Linked DNA regions of Homo sapiens: all the other regions are linked to region 2. A link is a contact called in ENCODE Hi-C or POLR2A ChIA-PET data. All regions are on one chromosome and are shown on one strand. The core of a region is the stretch at or near the end of the contact, and the rest is flanking DNA. Distances in the headings are between cores, read along the strand shown. Region 1 overlaps TLN2 (talin 2). Region 2 overlaps TLN2 (talin 2). Region 3 overlaps TLN2 (talin 2).

Region 1 (3,462 bases), core at 747-3,246, 90 kb after region 2:
GCTGTCCCTCTCTCCCAGTAAGAACTCTCCCTGGGTCACTGGAAAAGGCACTTCTGCCACTGGAGGTCTGACCCCCAAGGAAGACGGGGCCCAATTCCTCTGCAGTCACCAGCCTCTGCTTTAAAGAATCTGCAGCTCAAAAACCTCCAAGAACCCCTGCTATGAACTCAATCATGTCCCTCCAAACTCTTATGCTGAAGCCCTAAACCCAAGGGGGATGGTGCTGGTGCCTTAGGGAGATAATTAGGTTTAGATGAGGTCACGACAGTGGAGCCTTCATGATGAGGTTAGTGCCCTGTTAAGAGGAGATGCCAGAGAGCCTGCCTGTGCATGCACGCTCGCACGCTCTCCCTCTCTCGCTCTGTCATGTGAAGATGCAGCCAGAAGGCAGCTGCCTGTAAACCAGGAAGAAGGCCCACACCAGAACCCAATCATGCTAGCACCCTGATCTCAGACTTCCAGCCTCCAGAACCGTGAAAAAATTTCTATTGTTTAAGCCATCCAGTCCACAGCATTTTCCAATAGCAACCTGAGCTAATACCTTCCCCAGGGAGATTCCCCTTGACCAAGGGTAGACAGGGCCACAGGCAAACTAAACAGTGTGTCAAGCATTCACAGGTTGTAAAAAGTAGCTTGTGAGGCACGATGCCCTACTGTCAAATTCTCCCCCACCCTGAATTCCCCCATCCCACAGCTTGGTGGCCTAATGCCAGAATGTCAAGGAGCCCTGAACCGCCCCCCTTTTCTGCCATGGGGCAAGCAGAATGAGACAGAGCCAGGGAGAACCTGTGCAGTGAGACAACGGATGGAAGAGTAAACCCCAGGAAACAGAAATGGCCACACAGCCTTTGTACTTGTAGTCTCAGGGAGATCAGAGCCTCTGAAAACATACTAACTATGTGACAAGCCCTCATTCCCAACCTCAACACTGGGAATCTAAAATTAGCCAGAGAAAGAGTCTACTCAGCTCTGTGTCTCCTACACAGGCCCTGATAAGTGTCACTACCTCCTTTGGCAATAACTTGTCTTGGGAATGCTATAAATACTACCTAAGTCTACCCAATGTGAATTCTGAATACCAAGAATCATTTCAGGGTTTTCAGGCACTGGCTATGTGACAGAGGTGTCAAATTCAAAGTCGCCTGCACAAGACGCACACCCAGGGAACACATAAATCCCTCAGGTCCAGCCCTGCATTTTAAACGGTGGGGAGGACTCACTCAAGAGCACCTCCACCTTCCGTGCGGCTGAGGCTGCAGCTGCTACTGCTGCAGCTCTGAAGAGCCGATGAAACGCTTTTCACCTTTTGTCAAATTGCTAGGAAGTAGGAGGCTGAGAGAGATGAGAAGCTTCAGATTACAGAAAAGGACAAAAAGAAGTCTGGCCTTCTTGGATATTTAGATCTGACTCAGAGCTTTCCAGTGAAGAGGCCCTTGGAAAAGGAAGGCTGGAGAAGCAGCAGGTACTCCCCGGACGATCAGGGCTGTTACTTGTCACTTGTCCCCTTGGGGGCTTGATCCAGTAAGGTTCTTTTTTTTTTTTTTTTAAGAGTCTTACTCTGTCACCCAGCAGGTTAATAGATGTCTGTGGACTGAATTTCAGTTCTTTGGGTTTCTGGGGTTCGCAACTGCAGACTCGTAACCCCCAGGAGCAGGGCTGGCTGCACTGGTCTGCAAAAGCAAAGTGTCAGCCAGACGCCCTGCACCTGGCCAAGATGTAAAGCTCAGGCACAGGGAACAGGTGGCGGCGGTAGAGAAGGGGTACTGGCTCGGAGGACAGGACGCTGGGGAATGGAGATGTGTGTCAGAGTCAAGAGAGATAGCAGAAGGGGACTGGAAAAGGGCCCATCAAGGCATATGGAGTCCCAGAGGCAAAAGGGAGAGAGGGTGTTAGAGGATGATAAGCAGTGACCCGTGACAGGCAGCCCCGAGCAGGGCACCTGGGAACAAACTGTGAGATTTGGCCACCAAAGGGTTGCTGGAGGCCTTCCAGAATGGCACTCTGGCATAGTGGTAACCGCAGAAGTCGATGAGTAGGAACGAGGTGTAGGTTACTCTTTCTAAAAGTCAACAGACAGCTCACAACCGACACTAGGCCAGTGGTTAAAAAAACAAACAAAAACATTGCTCCCCATACATTGCGGTGCCCCAGTCTTTAACCAACCCCTGTGCTATCTGACTCCTACTGCGCTGTACCATCTTTTTGTCTTGGTTTATTCAGTCTCTCCCATCCCGAACACCCTCTCCCACTGGCTTTTTGACATTCTGCAGATTGCTGAAGGCGCGGCTGAAGTGCACCTCCAGGAACCCCTTCCTGAGTTCCCCATCACGTCCCCTCCATCGAGCACCTCTCTCCTCACCTGGAAACTGCAATATTGCTGACCTACACACTCCTGCAGGAAGAGTCGGGGACTCACTGCCTCTGTATCACTCTCAGGAGGCACCACAATCTTTTGCCCACGACAGACCCTCAAAAAGGAGGAGTCCATTGAATACAATGGTTCCCTTTAAAAATAGTTATTTATTTTTCTCCCTCCTTTGCTCAAATTCCTTGTGCTTAGTAACAGACATAACTGCCCACCACAAAACCCCAGTGTTCAGTATTTCACAAGTTTGATTCTGTCAGCCCCCCGGGGGGAGGAAAAGTGAGGAATAAGCTGTGTGGAGGGACCTGGGACTGGGGGAATGATAGTGTCTACCTCTTCTCTCCCCACCTGCCCCGATGTCACAGGGTCAGCAGAAGGGAGGGTCTTGGGAACAATGCTCTGGAAGCCATCCGAAAGAGTTCAGTCCCTGCTAGGCTACTCTGGGCCACTCCTCTAAAGGGCCGAATGAAAGAAGCCAGTGTTCCAGGGTCTAAGGCAAACTAGGAGCTGGATCTATCTGCTCAAAACTAAACCCTCCCTCTTGCCCATGCTCTTGCCCTCTCCCTCACTCCCTGTGTTAAGCTGAAGTCCTATGGAGACAAGCCAGAAGGGGACTCACGGAAGGATGGGGCACAGGGTCCTGTGCTGTACCCCACTTCTTGATACACTTGCTCTAAGGCATCTGCCAGACATCCCACCCCTAATGACCAGACCTACAAATAATCCCATACCCCATGACGGTGCCCCACCTGGCATCCCAAAGTTCTCACAGAGAACCAGCAGCCCTGCAGGAGACGGCTCTCAGGTCCCATTCATCCAAGCCCCAACCAGACCCCTCCAATGGGTCTGGAAGCAAAAGCACTGGGCATTAAAATGTCAGGGCCTGGCCTCCCTGGTGTGTGGGGCAGCAGTTGAAGCCTATTCTTGGGGTCCCGAAGTGCCCCCTCACCTCTTCCTTCCCTTTCTGCCTCCTGCCCACACAAACATTTGCTGGAGGACTGCTCTATAAACTGACATCAGTGGAAAAGAAACATCCGGAGTACAATCAGAGTTGAGTCATTAAACATCACAGAATCCCTTAGGGGAAGAAAAAGGCC
Region 2 (3,509 bases), core at 754-3,253:
ATATCCCCTTTCATACCTGTAGCTCCAGATACCTTCGGAGCACTCTGGGAGTACATCTGTGAGATTTAAATGAGGAACATGAATAAACAGAGGTTGGGATTTACCCCCATCACAGAGATGATCAGGAGCTCATGAGTAAGTTGAGGGGTCATGCAGGACCCAGTACTATGTCCACTGAATATGACAAAATGTGTGTGTGTGTTCACATACGAGCCACAAAGATGTCAACGTAGCCACAAGATTGATACTATCCTAGACAGTCTAATCCTTTTGTATGTGTGGCATGACATGTCCCTTATCTGCACAAGGATTTTGACATCCCAGTTGGGGTCAACATTAACAGTATCTGAACATGTTTTTCAACAAAGTAGAGAAATGAAAGGGCTGAAAAATTTTAAAAATCACTATGAGTGATCTACAGAATAAAGCAGGTATCTTTACAAATACATATTTACCTATAATAATTGGGAGCTTATTAACAGTTAATCCTCCCTTCATAAGGAATAGCAGTTTCTTTGGTAAACGGCCAGATTCAGTGTTTCAATACTGCTTCTTTATCCCCTTTCCTCCCTGATTAACGCTGGTCTTTTCCTGGTTCCTAAATAGGTTCTCAAGAGGTCCACAGACTATCAGCAGGGGCTTGTAAACAAACTGCAGTATTACGGACCAAGGGCTTGGCAACAGAAATGCAGCATGCCTCCTCATGGCCTCTGCATCTCACATTACTACCAGGAGATTTGTTCTCCTCATTGCTCTAGTCTGTAAATGCTTTCAAGGTTGAGCTTTATTGTAAGCCATGTGGCTGCTAGAGATAGATCTCAAAGCTCCCCTTGCTCTAAAGGACTCCGCCTTCGCTGTGTGGCCACTGACCAAACTGATTTTGCCTTTCCTCCACACTGGCCATGGTGCCAAGATGGCCTCATGAACTACTCACACTCTCATTGGCTTTATGCTAAGAGGGGCTCTCTATGCTGTCCTTGCAACTGGATAGAAAAAACAAACCTTCAGACAACATGCCCCCAGGAAGACTATCTCCTGAGAAGCCAGTCCAGAACACTTCCCAGCTTTCTGGTTTGCCTTTCCAGAACATCTTAGTAGTTCACAACTATGGAGCAAGAAATGAAATACCAAAATTAACACAGCACAAGCAAAAGGCTGAATCCAAATAGTTGCTGTTCAATCAGAGAAAAAGCAAACCAAACACCAATCACAATATCTCTATCAGCACTTTTCAATCCACTCCAAGAACCCAACACAGATGAAGATTAGCCGTGCCCCAGCTCACTTGTCTGGAGGCTTCTTAAAGGAAAATCTCCAGCAAGAATCGATTTCATCAAAGCCAAGTGGTTTGCAGCAACTCCTTCTGTCACCAACAGGTCAGGAAAGAGCCCCCGTCAGAGGTAGTGAAGACAGAAATCAGTGCCGACCTCCCTCTCCACACTGTGCCAGGCAGGCCAGCCTCACTGTGTCAAAGCAGAGGACTTGCTCTTCCCCCAAGAATCAGAAACAGCTGCTCCCACTTCATCAAGTTTCCAAGATTCCAGAATGTTCCAGCCCCACCTCATGTCCTGAATTTCTGGCTCTACTGCTTCATAGAACCAGCAGAGCACAGAAAGGAAATACAGTCCAAAGACCTGGAATGCTGAGACATTGCCAAGTCCTCTTCTGGCACTCTCTCCCAAGCATGGTGAAAGAATTGACAGCACCAGTCTGGGATACAAACACCCCCAACTTTGGTTTGATATTCCGGATATCCATTTGACAAATATTTATTGAGTGCCCAATCAGAATAAGGCCCTGCCACTACACCTCAGCCAGGATGGGCTCGAGTTCTGAGTTCTGAGATTACCAAATTTCACCAATGCACACAGAGCAATATGGATTTCAGGCTGCTGTCCAAGAACAGGGAACAATTGTTCACTATTGATTCACTTGAGCATAAAAAGGATATGCAAATTTGCAGGAGATTTGCAGCTCTGCTGTCCCTGGAACCCTGCCACAAAACCCAGGAAAGAACACATTGAGACACAGTGACACACACACACACACACACACACACACACAAAGAGAAAGAAAGAGAGTTGGATTCAAGAGACACTATGCAAATGCAAGGTTAAAAAGATGCTGCCTCACTGGAAATGTTGCCTAGCCTGATAACCCACCTTTTCCTCCATCCTTTTTCTCTTTCCCTCTTTCCTCTTCAACAGACAAATGTGGACTTTTTGTGTTGTTTCAGTGCCTTGTTATTGCAACAAGCAATTTTTGGAAGAGTTAAGAAATGTACTGTTCTTCACCCCCCAATTTTTCTGTACACATCAGTCAATAAAAGAAAAAGCATAACAGCCGGGTGCGGTGGCTCACGCCTGTAATCCCAGCACTCCGGAAGGCCGAGGTGGGCAGATCATGAGGTCAGGAGATTGAGACCATCCTGGCTAACACAGTGAAACCCCGTCTCTACTAAAAATACAAAAAAAAAAAAAAATCAGCTGGGTGTGGTGGCAGGTGCCTGTAGTCTCAGCTACTTGGGAGGCTGAGGCAGGAGAATGGTGTGAGCCCAGGAGGTGGAGCTTGCAGTGAGCCGAGATCGCAACACTGCACTCCAGCTTGGGCGACAGAGCGAGACTCCGTCTCAAAAAAAAAAAAGTGAGGTCATCCCCAAATCTCCACTTAGCACAAGTCTGGGGTTATTAACACAATCAATGTGTTGCCACTAGCATTGATAAGGAAAAAAAAACTAAGAATAAAGTTAGCTAATCCTGACACCATCTCTTACTTCCATTAGAACCTGCCATTCTAGGAATGGAAGGAAACTTCAGGCTGTGATTAGAGGGGGGGAAGAAAAAAAAAAAAAAGCTTTTCTACTCCCACTTGCTTTTAAAAGATTTTTCTCTTAAAAGGGTAGATGATGATGACAGAGTTGATGGAAAAAATGTAGGATGGCGCAGTGGCAGATAAGCCAGAAGCGGTCTCCAGGAAATGAAAACTATTCCAAAGCACGCCTCAATTTAGAACCTTTAAAAGACTATGGAATCTGTCTGTTTTTTCAGGAAAGCATGATCCTTCCTTGTACACACAGTGTTGGTTTTTCTTCCAGGTGTCTGTGGAAACAAGCCATTCTAGGAATCCATGAGCAACCCACACCTCCTTTTCCAGTAATCACCACTTATAACCTTTTGGAAAAGTCCCACAGAAAGATGGCTAAGGAAGCAGATGCCCCACAGGAGGCAGAGACCACGAGTGTTGGCGAACCCAGAGGAAGAGGCGCTATGAGTTTGGGAGGCTGGGGGAGACTAGGGAAGAGGCACTGAACTGGGCTTGGACCAACCAGGACTCACCTATTACAGGGAAGAACCTTCCACAATATTTTTTAAAAGGTCTGGAGAAACAAGAAATATCATTTTTAAGGAATCTGAAATTTGGATGAACATGAAGAGCAGGCTCAAATGGAGATTCGCCACTCTAAGAACACAAATGATTATTATACAAAGCGTGATAGCTAACTTATCTTA
Region 3 (3,635 bases), core at 615-3,114, 73 kb after region 2:
CATTAGCATTCTAGTTACTCTGGGTCAAGAGAGTGAGATGCAGATTTCAGAGAACAGTCAAAGGCTGCAAGGCCACCCACAGCATCGTCAAGGATTCCACCTGGGACAGCCCGGAGTCTAACCTACAGCTCATTTTCCTTTCACTCTCAAACGTGAGAAGCCAATGACGACTCAGACACAAGCAAACCAAACATATTTCAAGGAATCGTCAACAGCCTCAGGGTCCATTTAAAAAACAAAACACTACCATAACCTCCACATTATTCCTTATTCTTTTTTGAGACAGGGTCTCACTCTCCCGTCCTGGCTGGAGGACAATGGTGCAATCATAGCTCACTGCGGCCTCAAACTCCTGGCTCAAGTGATCCTCCCATCTCAGCCTCCCGAGTAGCTAGGACTACAGGCATGCACTGCCACACCTGGCTAATTATTTTATTATTTTATTTTTTGTAGAGACAGGGTCTGACTATGTTGGTCTCAAACCCCCAGGCTCAAGCAATCCTCTCACCTCAGCCTCCCAAAGCACTGGGATTATAGGCATGTGCCACCAAGACTGGCCCATATTATCCCTTATTCTTACTGAGTGAAAAAGGGGTGGAGAAGGGATGACAAATTCCTCTGAGAATGATAGATGCTTTCACTCAAAAAGGAGAACATAGAGACAATTATGCCTTCAGTTTCAAGGATTCATGAGCCCTCTGAAATTTCTTTTCTGAACCTCAGGTTTAGGACCCCTGCTAAATTAACATGTTAAAAGGAATCCTCTTTTATAAGTCTCTCTGAATGCTGTACAATTCCTTTGTTTGTTCTGTTTTGTTTTGTTTTTAGTACAGACTTTCGCTCGTTACCCAGGTTGGAGCTCAAAGGCACATGTCTGGGCTCACTGCAACTTCCGCCTCCGGGGTTCAAGCGATTTTTCTGCCTCAGCCTCCCAAGTAGCTGGGGTTACAGATGCATGCCACCACACCTGGCTAATTTTTGTATTTTTAGTAAAAACAGGCTTTCACCACTTTGGCCAGGCTGGTCTCGAACTCCTGACCTCAGGTGATCCACCTGCCTCGGCCTCCCAAAGTGCTGGGATTACAGGCGTGAGCCACCATGCCCGGCCCTGTACAACTCCTTTGTAAATGCAGTTGTGAATGGCAACCCTAATTACAAAGGGATGCACAGGAAGAGCAGGATCCAGTGAGGAAACCGGCTTCTTGTAGCACTGATGAAAGAGAAGTATGACCTTTGAGCTCACACAACTATTGAAGCCCTCTGCTTCTGCTAGGATTCTTCACTTAATAGTTTTCAGTAGGAACCTTCCCTTACAAACACAGGTTTGTGCTCCGTACTCAATTTTTCAAAATAAGAATAATAAGCAAAAGCATACATTGTTTAGGAACACATACATAGGTAGTGCAACTACGAAAAGCAAAGATCAGTTAAAAGTTGAGATGGGAAGGACTTCTAAGGTATTTGTAACCTGGTTGTTGGCTCCGCAGATGTTCATGTTACTCTTTAAATTACACCTACATTTTGCATACTCTTCTGTATGTATATGGAAATCGAGCACTTAAAAAAAAAAAAAGACAGTTTTGTGTTAGTGACAGGGACCTCCAAGCATTATTCTCAGTGTTATTCCCAATCCCATTTTAAGACACACCAATAAAACTGAAGTGAGCCCAGTGCTGTGAAGGGGTGGGGCCTGACAAGGAACAGTTGAAAGTTCTGTCCCCAGGGCCACCATCTATAAATACACTTTCATTTTTAAAAGTCTACGCCCTGGGACAGTCCTGTGCTCTGGGCTAATGCCACGCTGACCTCTGAGGCTGCCTCCCAGTCTGGGAAAAGCCAGTGTCAGGTTTCTGCAAACCCACTGGTCTTTCCTCTTACACACCCTGCAGGCCTATTTCCTGTGGCACATTCTGTGACCAGGAACAGTCTCATTAAGGCACCTTTGACAGCTAAGAAAGGAGCAAAGAACCAGACATGGCCACAGACTTAGGAGGAACCCTGGGCCACCCCCTTCCTCAGCTGCACACAGAGGCCTGGCTTCCTTGCCTCTCCTCCTCCAAGCACCTCACTCACAGTCAGTTTACCTTCCTCAGGGGAATTCTGCTCATTCAACGAATGCTCAAGTCATCCGTCGGTCGGAGAAATAGGTAAAGGCTATAGGGGCATGATCAGTGTGTCTCAATTCCTAACCCTTCCCACACTCACCACTACTATTTTGACCAAATAAGGAAGGCACACTCCTTTCCTAATCATTTGAACAAGAGTATGTCATCCAAAAAAACTTTTTTTTGGTAAATCTCACTAGTAAACAAAGCTGTCATTTTTATGTTTTAGTTACAATAGCCAAAAATTGACACCATGACATCAAGCAACATTTGAACCCAGTTTTGGATGGCCCACACCCCATACTCAGTGCAGGGCTGAAGCACGGGAGAAGTGCCTACTTGAGTCCTCACTGTTTGCTAAGCTTCGTGCCAGATGCTGTCTAGGGTCCAGAGGCGAAGGGAGCCGCATCCCTGCCTATCAGGAACTCACACTAGCGTGGGTGAAAGGCACACAGAAGGAGCCCTCTGGCATGAGGGTTCTCCCCATGGGACAAAGATGAGGAAGATATAAGGAGTCATCTCGAAGGCTGGGAGCATGTGATCTGGGTTTGGGGGAAGAAAGAGATCTATCAGATAGGTGGTGTGGGGAGGGGTCCTGGAAAAAATGACTTGCACACAGACCCCAAAGTGGGTGAATACAATGCAGGAGGTGGTGGGGTGAGGAGATTCCCAGACATCAGTCCTTGGGACTGACTCATGGGGGTGGGTGCATGGGAAAGGTGGGAACAGGAGCTGAATCAGGGGAAATCAGGTGAGCATCTAAGTCTGACGGGCCTCCTATCCCAAGGTAAGATATTGGAACTTTATTCTGAATGCAGTGGAGAATGTCAAGCGCAGGGGAGAAGGAAGAAAGGAGGCAGGAAATGCACCACTGCGAGCTGGGCAGAAAGGCGCAAGAAAGAAGGAATCCCTCTGCCTCTGCCCCCCATCCTCCTGCTGCCATCTGACTGACTGATGAGGGAGGCTGGGCTGTGCACCTGCCTGCAGCCTTTGGGAAGACTACTGAATTTGTCTTGTGTCTTTATTACAGTCCTGAGTTTTCAAACCCGAATGTGAAAGGGCCAACCTCACCCTTCCCCAAACCAACTCTTATCTTTCATCTCAGTTACCTCCAGATCCTCCATAGCATGACTCTTGGGTGCCAGGCCCCAGATAAGGGGCTGGGGTGTCAGCAGAAAAGGGTAGTTCTTGCCCTCAGGGAACTCTTGTTTGACAGAGACAAGGGAACAGAAAATCCTAGAGCAGTATGAAGGGGCCAGTGGAGGGGACTTCCCTGTAAGGGCCATGCAAAGATGCAGGAAAGGCACATACAGGGTGCGGCTGGGGTAGCACACTGGAGCACACCCAAACTCAGGAGGTGACGCAGGTTATAGCTTATTTCAAAAACATACTCTTATCTTCATATATGACCTAAAGCTTCTTACAAACAGCACTGCCCCTAAGTATGGCAACAATTTTGTGTTTTGTTTTGAGGAAGGATCACGTTCTGTTGCCCAGGCTGGAGTGCAGCAGCATGATCTCGGCTCACTG

The links. Hi-C counts contacts between places; a loop is a spot of excess contacts on that map. ChIA-PET counts read pairs that join two places held with the same protein, here RNA polymerase II (POLR2A). Pooled maps may share reads with other maps.
Region 1: a loop to region 2 is called in a map of heart left ventricle, with 2.1 times the contacts of the local background. The contact joins two enhancer-like sites. A Hi-C loop is called at or near these places in 3 of 168 maps with a recorded cell type or tissue (endothelial cell of hepatic sinusoid, heart left ventricle and right cardiac atrium) and 3 of 50 pooled maps. POLR2A ChIA-PET finds 5 or more read pairs at or near these places in 2 of 52 experiments (AG04450 and activated T-cell).
Region 3: a map of gastrocnemius medialis shows a loop between it and region 2 (2.6-fold over the local background). The contact joins two enhancer-like sites. A Hi-C loop is called at or near these places in 8 of 168 maps with a recorded cell type or tissue (Right ventricle myocardium inferior, aorta, ascending aorta and 5 more) and 8 of 50 pooled maps. POLR2A ChIA-PET finds 5 or more read pairs at or near these places in 1 of 52 experiments (AG04450).

Annotation. Positions count from the first base shown.
Region 1 is chr15:62,454,150-62,457,611 of GRCh38, reverse strand. The region is part of intron 1 of TLN2 (talin 2); the gene reads right to left. Among named protein-coding and RNA genes, the nearest start is that of TLN2, 65 kb to the right of the region's middle. RefSeq lists an enhancer at 2,996-3,462. Within about 2 kb of position 1,996, at least 5 of the 41 ENCODE cell types and tissues checked have a DNase peak (open chromatin) inside an H3K27ac peak, as active enhancers do.
Region 2 is chr15:62,544,070-62,547,578 of GRCh38, reverse strand. All of the region lies in intron 1 of TLN2 (talin 2), which reads right to left. Among named protein-coding and RNA genes, the nearest start is that of MGC15885, 99 kb to the left of the region's middle. Within about 2 kb of position 2,003, at least 17 of the 41 ENCODE cell types and tissues checked have a DNase peak (open chromatin) inside an H3K27ac peak, as active enhancers do; they include ascending aorta, gastrocnemius medialis, heart left ventricle and 1 more, where a contact is called at or near this core.
Region 3 is chr15:62,471,285-62,474,919 of GRCh38, reverse strand. The region is part of intron 1 of TLN2 (talin 2); the gene reads right to left. Among named protein-coding and RNA genes, the nearest start is that of TLN2, 83 kb to the right of the region's middle. Within about 2 kb of position 1,864, at least 9 of the 41 ENCODE cell types and tissues checked have a DNase peak (open chromatin) inside an H3K27ac peak, as active enhancers do; they include ascending aorta, gastrocnemius medialis, heart left ventricle and 1 more, where a contact is called at or near this core.